Regions from separate parts of the Homo sapiens genome. Here region 1 is linked to region 2. The links are chromatin loops, found by intact Hi-C in ENCODE. Cell type or tissue: endothelial cell of umbilical vein. All regions are shown on one strand. Each heading gives the region's core, and the rest is flanking DNA. Links, peaks and the distances in the headings are about the cores only. Region 1 overlaps NAV3 (neuron navigator 3). Region 2 holds the start of NAV3 (neuron navigator 3).

Region 1 (5,392 bases), core at 302-5,301, 58 kb after region 2:
TTGAATGTCACTTAAGCATTTTGTTGTTTCCACCCCTGGACAACTCATTGTTGAACTCATCTTTCTCAAGGATGTAGATAGAGCCCCCATTTTTTTCCTGATATTCTTGCATTTAACTACCATAGCTTACTGAATAAAAGCAGCTGAATTTGATCCATGTTTAATGTCATTTTCTTAATCTTTCTGGACTTGGATATGCTTTTTAGAAAAATTCTTTTTTTCTTACATAAATATCTAGAACAGTGCCTATCAATAAATAATCATTGAGCTGAAATAAGCTATAATATTGTGGTTCCAATCGGATATTGGTTTATACCCCTCGATTTTAATCATCATAGTCAACTTAAAATGCCTTTGTATGAGATTTTTCAATTGTTTTCATTTAATGTAGTGTGGATTCCAAGCTATATGGGAATGGAACATTCTTTTCCAGGTTAATGGGACTTTGACAACAGTTTTTCATGTTCACTAAACAAACATGAATTAGGTTCCAGGTATAATGTTAGTAGCTAATGATACAAATATTGACCTTGCGTTAGAGAAGAACCCATTCTGGAGAAATAGAGGAACCTCTCACAGTGGCTTTTCAGCATAGGTGCATTTAATTAGGAAATTCAGTGATAGGAGCTGGTAAGAAAGGGAGAGAGTGAGGGTAGACTTAAAGAGAAAATAATATAAATGCTATGAAAAAATTCTGCCCACCATTCCATATAGTTTTGCTCTTTGGTAATCATGAGATGGAAGACTTAGATCCCTTAGTTGGCTTCAATTTCTACACAACTATATAGGGTTGAATCCTTAAAACTACATATCTTCTGCTTCAGTGGGAACTTAGAATTTTCAAGGGAAAATTCAAGTATGAGTACTTATTGCCTTATGTGGTAACTTCAAAACCAGTATCCAGGGAAAGATCGTGACAATATGATTAGGGCTGGGGTTAAGTTTTATTGAAATTCATATTTATTTTTGTGATTATGTGACACTTGTTTTTCTCCACTAGATTATAAACTACATGATAACAAAGGCAATATCTACTTTGTTTATTCTTATGTGATTAGCATTTTGCAAAAGCCCCAAGATTTAATAGAAAATAAATATTTGTTGGATGAGTGGAGTTATTCCACGTTAATCTCCTTTTTCCACTTTGAGAGACTTATTTAGAGAGTGCTAATACTTTTGTGAAATATTTTTAGAGTTTTAAACTAATTCAATATATAAAAATTAATTTAAAAGTAAGTAGTAAACTGTAAAATAACTAAACCTCATTTCATCCACAAAATTCAGTGAAGCTTATAACAAGGTTTTTTAAGATATGAAACATTATCCAACAAAGCAATAAAATTGATGTTATCAGAAATTTTTAAATCATGTTATTGTAATTATGCATTTAATTATTTCAGTTTTTAGATATCTAAGAGGGAAAAAAGAGATAATGGGAATAGATCGAATGTTACAGTGGCAAACAATAAAGCGTATCTAAAGACACAAAAGTTGTTGAGTTTTTTTTTTCTGGAATGAATTCCTTAAGTGCTTTCTGGTCATGGTTCCTTAAATGAGGAATATGCGGTAAAATATGATGATTTTAACCATGGGTTTGCAAAAGATTTAGGAAGGTTATTTAAATGTACATTTTAAACCCATACTCTAACTAAAGTGGTTATCATTGTATACAATTATCCAAATAGGCCAAGCATGGTGGCTCATGCCTGTAATCCCAAGGAGGTAGAGGCAGGGGGATTACTTGAGACCAGGAGTTTGAGACTCAACTGAGACCCCCATCTCTACAAAGAAATAAATAAAAATTAGCCTGACATAGTAGCATGTGACTATAGTCCCAGCTACTGGGGAGGTTGAAGCAGGAGGATTGTTTTGGCCTAGGAGGTCAAGACTGCAGTGAGCCGCGATCATGTCACTGCACTCCAGCCTGGACAGCACAGCAAGACCCTGTTTTAAAAATTAACCAATTAAATAATTAAATAATTTCTGCAGTGAGCTTAATGGCTGATTTTGTTTTTGAAATACTTTATCTTAATACAGTAAGACAAAGTAATGAAGAGAAGCATAAGTTAATAGCCTCATTAAGTTTTGCCCTCAAATGTTATGTCCCAAGTAAGTCTTTGGGTTGGAGTCAATTCCTGGTTGAATTATCTAATATGTATCCAAAGATCCTATAGTTTATGCTGATTAAGAATGACCTGTATGTATTAAGCATTGTGTATGTGGGATGTGGAATTGGCATGAGTCACTGAATGTTCTAAGTCTTCAAATGTTTTTATCTTTGTTTTCTCAGAGAGGTGAGTCATATGTGTGTGACTGTGGATAGGACCGGTGTTCTTCTGCTCAATAACATACATACTCAGGGGGAACTCCATCTTGTTCTATATAATATGGACAAGTGATTTCTTGAAAAAAATTTTAGGACAGATTTGGTCAATTGAGTGTTTTAATCTCAGAATAACCTCAATGCCCTCCAAACCTGCATCTGCTGGGCCCAGCATGATGGTTAGCATCCACCTTTTGTGTGGTGCAATGGTTTATTTTATGTGTCAACTTGACTGGACAATGGAGTGCCAAGACTTTTGGTCAAACATTATTTTGGGTGTGTATATGAAGGCGTCTGGATGAGATTAACATTTAAATCAGTAGACTGAATAAAGCAGATTGCCCTCCCTATTATTGGTGGGCCTCATCCAATCAATTGAAGATCCAAGTAAAACAAAAATGCTGATTAAGAGGGAACTTTACCTGCCTGACTACTTGAGCTGAGACATCAGTCTTCTGTCCTGGGACTGCAGCTTGCACCATCAGCTCTCCTGCTTCTCATGCTCTCAGACTTGGACTGGAACTACACCACCATCTTTCCTGAGTCTCTAGCTTGCTGGCTACAGATCTTGGGCCTTTTCAGCCTTCATAATTAGTTCTGTTTCTCTCGCAAACCATGAGTAATATAGGTAGACATATCTATGGCTGAAATACTGGACAATTAATGGAAATGTGACTATTTTAACTACTCTAAGTTAATTCAATAATAACTCAGTAAATATTATTTTACTTTGCAATGATTCATGTTATACTGAACTCTATAAGTTGTTATGTTGAACATAAAATAAAGTACTTTATCATTCATATTCATGACTTTTCTGTTTAGGATTAATGGTATTAAATAGTTGAAACAGTTGTTAGTAGAGATGTAAATTAATTAATAACTTTAGGTTTTTCTCAATATCACTCTGAAGTACAATTTATATGTATAGTGTGAAAGAAGATACTAGTTGAAGACTAGCATATTTTAGCATAAGAAAATATGTCCAATGGTTATGATGTTCTTATGCATCTGGTATATTTTTCAGGGTATACATAGATCAGCCGTTATAAGTTTGAACTCTGTATAAGTACATACAGTAGTTATCATTCTTGGCCTATAGCTATCTGAAGTCCAACTGGAATAACCAGTCAAAACTGACACCAAAACCAGTAGGTGAGGGAAATAACACAAAAACCAGTAGGTGAGGGAAACCTAAGAAGCTGAACTGAATTCTCGAATTATATCTTATGTTAGTCTCATAAAGCTTTATTTTATAAATTATTCTTATAAACAAACTATAATTCAAATTGAATCAAGTCTCAGTTCTCAGTTGATCACTGCAAACTCCGCTCCACAGCTCAAGCAGTCTTTCTACCTCAGCCTCCCAAGTAGCTGAGACGACAGGTGCCTGCCTGTCACTATGTCTGGCTTTTTATTTTTATTTTTATTTATTTTTTGTATTTTTAGTAGAGATGGGGTTTCACCCTGTTGCCCAGGCTGGTCTCAAACTCCTTAGCTCAAGCAATCCCCTCACCTCTGCCTCCCAAAGTGCTGGGATTACAGGCATGAACCACTGTACCAGCCTCAGTTGAATTTTTTGATGAATGCATTTCCTGAGGACTCTGCTATTAGCAACATATTTTCATTTCTTTAATTGTAAATGAATTATGAAATAAATATGATAAATACAATATTTATATGTTAGCTTGTATTTGCTTCCTACATGGTTATCAATAGTTGTTTCCATGTCTATTTCTTACCTTTCTTTAAAAATGTAGTGAGAACCTCTGTTTTTACTTTGATATTTTTACGATTCTTCATCGAGTAAATGCCTGCTCTATATTGACTCAGAAAAATATCCAGAAATTACAATATAACAACTATAAAATTAGAATTTAAAGTATGTAGATGGCTTCTTACACAAAGTAGTTACTTCACAATAAGTATTCATTGAATATGTGTAAACATCTCACACAGCTATCTGTAAACTCTGCAGGAAAGCTGCACGAGTTCTCCTGAAAGTAAATTCAAGTTACAGCAACATCTGAAATGCCTATAATGTTGCAGAAACTAGTTCAAAGAGAGGAATCATACACAATGTTCTAATATGATAAATGATTTCATAATTTAGACAAAAGGTAATTCTCCAAAGCAGACTGTGATTAGTCAAATATTTTCCATCCTTTTTTTTTAAGTAAGATTATCCCATTTCATAAATAGGACTCCCTGTTAATTTAGCATTCATGATGAAATATTAGAAGTTTTTCTTGGTATTCCTGTCTTAAATGTTGACAAATAAAACAAACTCAAATAACAAAATAATTTAAATTAAATATAATTTTCCCAGTAATTTAGGTAGGGCCTTTTGTATCTATGCTGTGATTTAATATCAATTTATAAAGATAAATTTATAAAGATAAATACATTTATAAAGATAAATTTATAAAGATAATATAATTTAATATAAATTTATAAAGATAAATTTATAAAGATAATATAATTTAATATAAATTTATAAAGATTACTTCAATACTAACTCAGTAAATGTTTCTATGGTGAGCATCTTTTTCATATTATGTTGAACCCAAAATATCCTCAAAAGTGCCTTGTCTTTATATCTCTTTGTTTATATCTTCTGCAGATAAATATATGTAGTCTTTTTGGACAGGTGGCCATTTCACTTATTCTCAAATCCAGATTTTTTTTCAGTACTTTTAAATAACGTTCCAGTCCTATTATTTATGACTTGATACATGTTTTTGAACAGCAACAACCTAAGTTAAAGTGACTTTAAAAAATGTACTCGGTCATAGAAATCACAGACAGGGCTAATAACTTAACAAACACTGTTTAGTGAAACTGAAGCTTAGAGAGTTTAAGGACTTGTACATGACCCCAAAGCCAGCAGCTGCAGAGACGGCTTTAAAGTCTTGCTTTCCAGTGTAATGCTTTTCTGTGTTACACTCTGCTGCCTTCCAGAGAAGAACCACTCATCTTAAGTGCTGGCTCCCTTGTCCATTTATTTTATCCTACCTGGAAGGTGTCATTGAACCCTTCATTCTCTCCCTTCTTTGCCCCAGGACCAAC
Region 2 (5,392 bases), core at 224-5,223:
TTTAGTAAGCACTCAGGTCACCATCACATCTGGTTTGTTGAACTCAGTTTGTAAAACCTCATTTTGAACTTCATCTACAAGGTATCAGTGACCGTAAGCTAATTTTTTACTTTCTCGGTGCCTTTGTCTCCTAGGTCTCAAAACGGTGTGGTTCTTTTAAGATAAATTGAGATGACAACTCCTGGCACAAAGCACATTTTTTATAGTAAGTTAGTTTGGTTTTGTTGCTTTTGGTGGTAGATATTACTGCAAAAAATTAGTTGACAGTGGCTACTAATACCATCTTATATTTCAGTCAGAGTGAAAGATATTGCCTAATATGCAAAAGGTATTTCAAAGTGAAAAGACATCTTATTGAATGTGAATCCTTTTTTTTCAATCTAATTGTTCCAGGAATTACGATACATTCTCCTCCAATGCATGTTTCCAAAATACCAATGAGCTCATTTGTAATTGGCAAACAGGAATTTTGTACTAGTATAATGCAGAAGTTGTGTAGCTTTATATACAATTTATTCTAGGCAAAGGGAAGCAGAATAGTCAGCGTAGAATTATAACCTTGGGTGGGCAAAGAAGCCCTCAGTTTGAATGTTGTATAGTCAGCAGGAGCCCTTTTGGCTCAGTTTTAAGAAAACTAAAAACAAAAACAAAAATGAATGCCTGCATCTGGGGCTTCCTCTTCAAAGGGGCATGCCCCTGGCCTTGTGCAGCTCTTAAATATTTGCAGTTGCCCTGACCCTGTACCCATTTCAATGGCAAGCCTACTGGCTTGGAGTTTGCCTTCCAACCGGATTTCTTCCACCAATTCTGGTTAAAGTGTTGCCAGCATTTATACCCAATTATTTTTTTATGTAATTCTGAGTCACTTCCTTGAGTGGTCCAAATTATTTTCTGAGGTGCCAATATTATTTTTGCTAGCAATATACTCCCAAAGTTGCATATGTTTTGAGTGAACTTCCTAGAATCAATTTTTCCCACAAGTTCTATTATTTAGGTGCTGTTTTGTTTTGCATTGTGAGGATTACAAGTTGCATATGTCTTATTATGAACTAAACCTCATTTTACGAACATGAACCTCTCCAACTCTGTATTACCTTATAGTTTCTGAAAGTTATAATGTGTTGAATGGTTTGCAAATTGCAAAATAACTTACTTCCTCAGAGAGATTATTTCATTTCTTTGATACCACTAGTGTTGTATTTGTTTTGTATTACCCCGCTGTGTAAAGCCCACTTGGGTTACTATTTTTAAAGCCTGCAAGACTTCTAACTTACATTTCCTGTCTTCTATGCTGCATCAGCAGAACATATACTTTTAGTTATTGGCTCTTTCATCTATAAATTACTGCTTCTTAGATAAAAGTACGTAGTGATTTAAAGACCTGGAAACAGTAGGCCAAAGATGACCATTTCTTCACTAAAGAAAGACATTTTCTATAAAAAATGGTTACGATTTAATAATTTCCATGATTCATTGTGTCTATACTAAGTGTCCACCACTCATTTTTCTAAGACCTTTGGTTGCATTATTACTAATTTTTATATTTGGTGTATATAATTGCTCTCTGTATCCATTTTCTGAGTGCAATCAGTTTCAGAACAATAATGCATGGTACATTAGATGTTTTCTTAAAAGTTTACCCCTTGTTTATTTAAAGTTCCTGACATGCTTTAACCAGAAATAGAACATGCTATGATTATATTAAAATAATTCTATGGATGGAAGCATCATCATTCATTCTCACTGAGTATCTGTTTGGACAGTTTTTAGAAGCTTGGGATTTTAAGTTGGACGTCATAAGCTTGAATAACAGTGTTATTTTCAACCATTTTAAAAGACAGGTTTACAAACTAAAATCATACATTCTTTCCCCCTTTCTAGCTTCATCATTTTAGTCAATTTTTTCAGTGTCTCCAAGTCATAGCTGTTCTTTCTATAAAGTGAAGAAAATAAATATGCCTATACTTTGAGTCATTCCAATGATTAAATGTGATAATGCATAAAATGCTTAGCTCCATAACTGCTTTGTAATACATTCCACATAAGTGTTAGCTTTGAATGTTTTTATAATCATGACTTATTAAATTTGGGAACAATGATTACTACATATTTAGTGCCCTGCTTCCTGTGTTTACTCTATTTTCATAACCTAGGCAGCTATGGTCCGATGAATGATTTAACTGCTTTAGCTAGTTGCACTATTGCATGATTTTAGCCTGATTTCATGGGATGCAACAGAATGAACATCGTGGCTCATGGCTGTCAGTAGTGAAAAATAGCTGGAAATCAGACAAACAACTTTATTGCTGAGATTGTTTCCGGGCTAAAAGTTCTTCCAACAGCTGTTTGTTTTGGCCATTAACATGTCCATTCTTTTTATTTTTTCTGAGCTGGGGGAAATACAATTTTCTTTAAAAAGAGAATGCAGGCTGGCTATTTCTGAAATCAGGAAGAACCCCTGTCCTTCCACTGTTGTGGTCTTTTGGCTGCTCTGACAGTTGGACTGAAGGGCTTTTCCTTTTGATTTTTTCCTCTTTTTCAATCTCAAAGTTCAGACTCAGACTGCTTTAGTGAGAAAAAAAAATAAGCAAAACTAAGAGCTCTTTAATCCTAAGAAGGAGCTTTGTAGCAGTTACCTTGAAGAAGAGTTTACTCCCCAAAGGAGTATTTAGTATTACTTAGATACTGAGTCACTGAACAGAGAGAGAGAGAGAGACAGAGAGAGAGAGAGAGAGAGAGAGACAGAGAGAGAGAGAGAGAGAGAGAAAGAGAGAGAGAGAGAGAATGAGAATGAATATGAATCCCAGCCAGCAAGAAAGAAAAGATACTTAACTAAAGATGCAGGGAAGTTTTGCCTCTTCCTGAAAATTATATTATTAGCTTTTTAAAAATCAGGATGACTGCTAGTTTTGTTTAAAGTATTTGTTCTGGAAATACTAAAGTTGGAGTCTACCAGACTGAGGTTAGAAGCATTTTCTTTGGCAGCAAGAAGATAATTTTATAGAAGCCATGCCTGTTCTTGGGGTTGCCTCAAAACTGAGGCAGCCAGCTGTTGGGTCAAAGCCTGTGCATACTGCTCTTCCGATACCAAATCTTGGCACTACTGGGTCACAGCACTGTTCTTCAAGACCTTTGGAACTTACTGAAACAGAGAGCTCCATGCTTTCTTGTCAGCTTGCGTTAAAATCAACCTGTGAATTTGGAGAGAAGAAACCCCTCCAAGGAAAAGCCAAGGAGAAAGAAGACAGCAAGGTTAGTTGCTGAAGTTACCTGCAGACTTGTGTAGCTAAAATGCACATTTCTCTTTAAGTGCACTATAAAACATGTTATGAAATGGGGAGTAGTAGAGGAATACCAGTGTAAGGATGTAAGTAGTTATAATGGCTGAAAAGCTGAATATTTAGCTTATGTAAACACTGTATTCTTAGTTTAGAGTTGTAAAAGTCATGATCAAAATTTTCTGAATATGCATCTATTGTAATCATTTAATACTACTTATTGATGAATGCCTAGTTAGTTCTAGATATTGCTCTATTACTAATAATCATAATCAGTCACAAATGTGAGAAAAAGAGAACCTATTGTCATCCATACTGCAATGTATGAAAATAGGTACTTTCAAAAAGACATTTATTTGTAATAATTCATATAGACACCATCACTTTTCTCTAAATGTCATTTGCATTTCAAAGAATTTCTGCTTGAAAATTTGTATCATAGGCTGCTTAATTCATTGCAGTATGAAGGAAAATGACATACTATTTTCCTTGATACTGCACATTTATATGGACTTTCCCTTGTAAACTGAAACGCTACTCTTTTACTTATTACTGACATCTTTTTCAGTCATTTAATTTATGATATTTTGTGAGTAGTTGCTCATAGCCCTTGGTTTCTAAAGCATACTACAACCGTTTTCTCCAGTCACGCATGCTAGAATGGCACTGAAGCTGCTGAACTTCATGCGGATTCATTTGTACCTTGATAAGCGTCACTTTTGTTTTGTGCATTTTTACTTTTATTGGTACATATTAGGTGTATATATTTATGGGTACATATTGGTGTATATATTTATGTGGTTCATGAGAGATTCTGATACAGGCATACAATGTGTAATAATCATATCAGGGTAAATGGAGTATCTGTTGCCTTAAGCATTTATCATGTCTTTGTGTTGCAAACATTATATATTCTTTTAGTTATTTAAAAATATAGAATAAGTTATTGTTGACAGTAATCATCCTATAGTGCTATCAAATACTAGATCTTATTCATTCTATCTAAATGTATTTTTGTACTCATTAACGATCCACACTCCCCCTACCCCTCGCCACTACCCTTTCCAGCCTCTGGTAACCATCATTCTACTCAGCATCACTTTTTAATGCAGCATTAACTATGATGTCAAGCTTTCCAAAGTCACAGCCTCGTCTCTGGCTTCTTAGGAAATATTTTCATTTTACTCTGCTATCCAAATGTTAGTTTAAAATAATTTAAGGAAAAAACCTTTATACAAAAATCAACTCTAGAAGTGAAAAAGAAAGCCACTCCTTTTTCTACAATGCCCATCCCACCTTCACCTGTTCAGATCCTTTAAGCTTTATCCCAGATCCAACTTTATTCATAAAGTCTTTGCTAGCTATCCCTTCCCCACCATTCCTCCTTCCCAATTCTTTTTCTGTAGAAATGCTTGTGTATTTTAATTATCTGGATAATTTCTTTTAATTATCTGGATAATTTATTTGTATCTCCACTAAGTTGAAAACATATAGAAGGCAGGTCTCGTATCTTATCCTGTGTTCCAGCTCTCTCCCTGTACAATGCTTTATGCATGATAAGAATTAAATAGTAGTTGGATGAATGAATACAGCAATTAATGAATCAATGAATGAATAAATAGTTATTCCGAGAAGGATTCAGTTAAGTTTGTTCATCTTTTGGAATCATTTCGAAACAGGAAATGTTTCCTTGTCCCCCTCACAGGGCATGTGACAGCAGGAGTGGCTTACGTCTTCAATGCCCCGCTGCTGAAACCTCTAGAGGGATCATGCAGATGGGCAGGGTGTGGAGCTTCGACCCTACAGCAGCATCTAGGGTTGAGTATTTACAGCTCCTGAAGCTCCAGTGGGCGTGTGTTACAGTGTGTTCTTTTAGTTTTGCAGTATGAAGGTGGCTTGTGTTAATCAGCTCAGTTAGACCCTCTGCCTTATTGCAAGGGCAGAGGGCTTTCTGTATTCTGGGTTCTCGCCTTGGTTCCGGAAAAATCGAGTCACATGTGGGCTTGGAGGATGAGTGCAAGGTTCTTTTGAATGTTGGAAGTACCTCTCAGCAGATGGATGGGGAGCCATAAGGCGGAAAGGTGATTTTCCTCTGGAGTTGGGCCGCCCAGCAG

Evidence for each region. A loop is a pair of places that touch in the nucleus more often than their neighbours do. Peaks named below come from ENCODE experiments on the same cell type or tissue, not always from the same donor. Only the 100,000 strongest peaks of a DNase experiment are listed, where the experiment ranks them.
Region 1: a loop joins it to region 2, with 5 times the contacts of the local background. A loop is called at or near these places in 4 of 110 quality-filtered maps.

What each region holds. Positions count from the first base shown.
Region 1 is chr12:77,886,526-77,891,917 of GRCh38, forward strand. The region is part of intron 1 of NAV3 (neuron navigator 3); the gene reads left to right. Among named protein-coding and RNA genes, the nearest start is that of NAV3, 58 kb to the left of the region's middle. RefSeq lists an enhancer at 1,900-3,099. In endothelial cell of umbilical vein, for the core only: no CTCF peak of the experiment used is centred there; a DNase peak (open chromatin) is centred at 2,246; H3K27ac peaks cover 1,026 bases.
Region 2 is chr12:77,828,453-77,833,844 of GRCh38, forward strand. It overlaps NAV3 (neuron navigator 3), which reads left to right and starts at 2,442. Exons shown (of 40, transcript NM_001024383.2): 1 at 2,442-3,252. The coding sequence starts at 3,010. In endothelial cell of umbilical vein, for the core only: no CTCF peak of the experiment used is centred there; a DNase peak (open chromatin) is centred at 2,259; H3K27ac peaks cover 598 bases.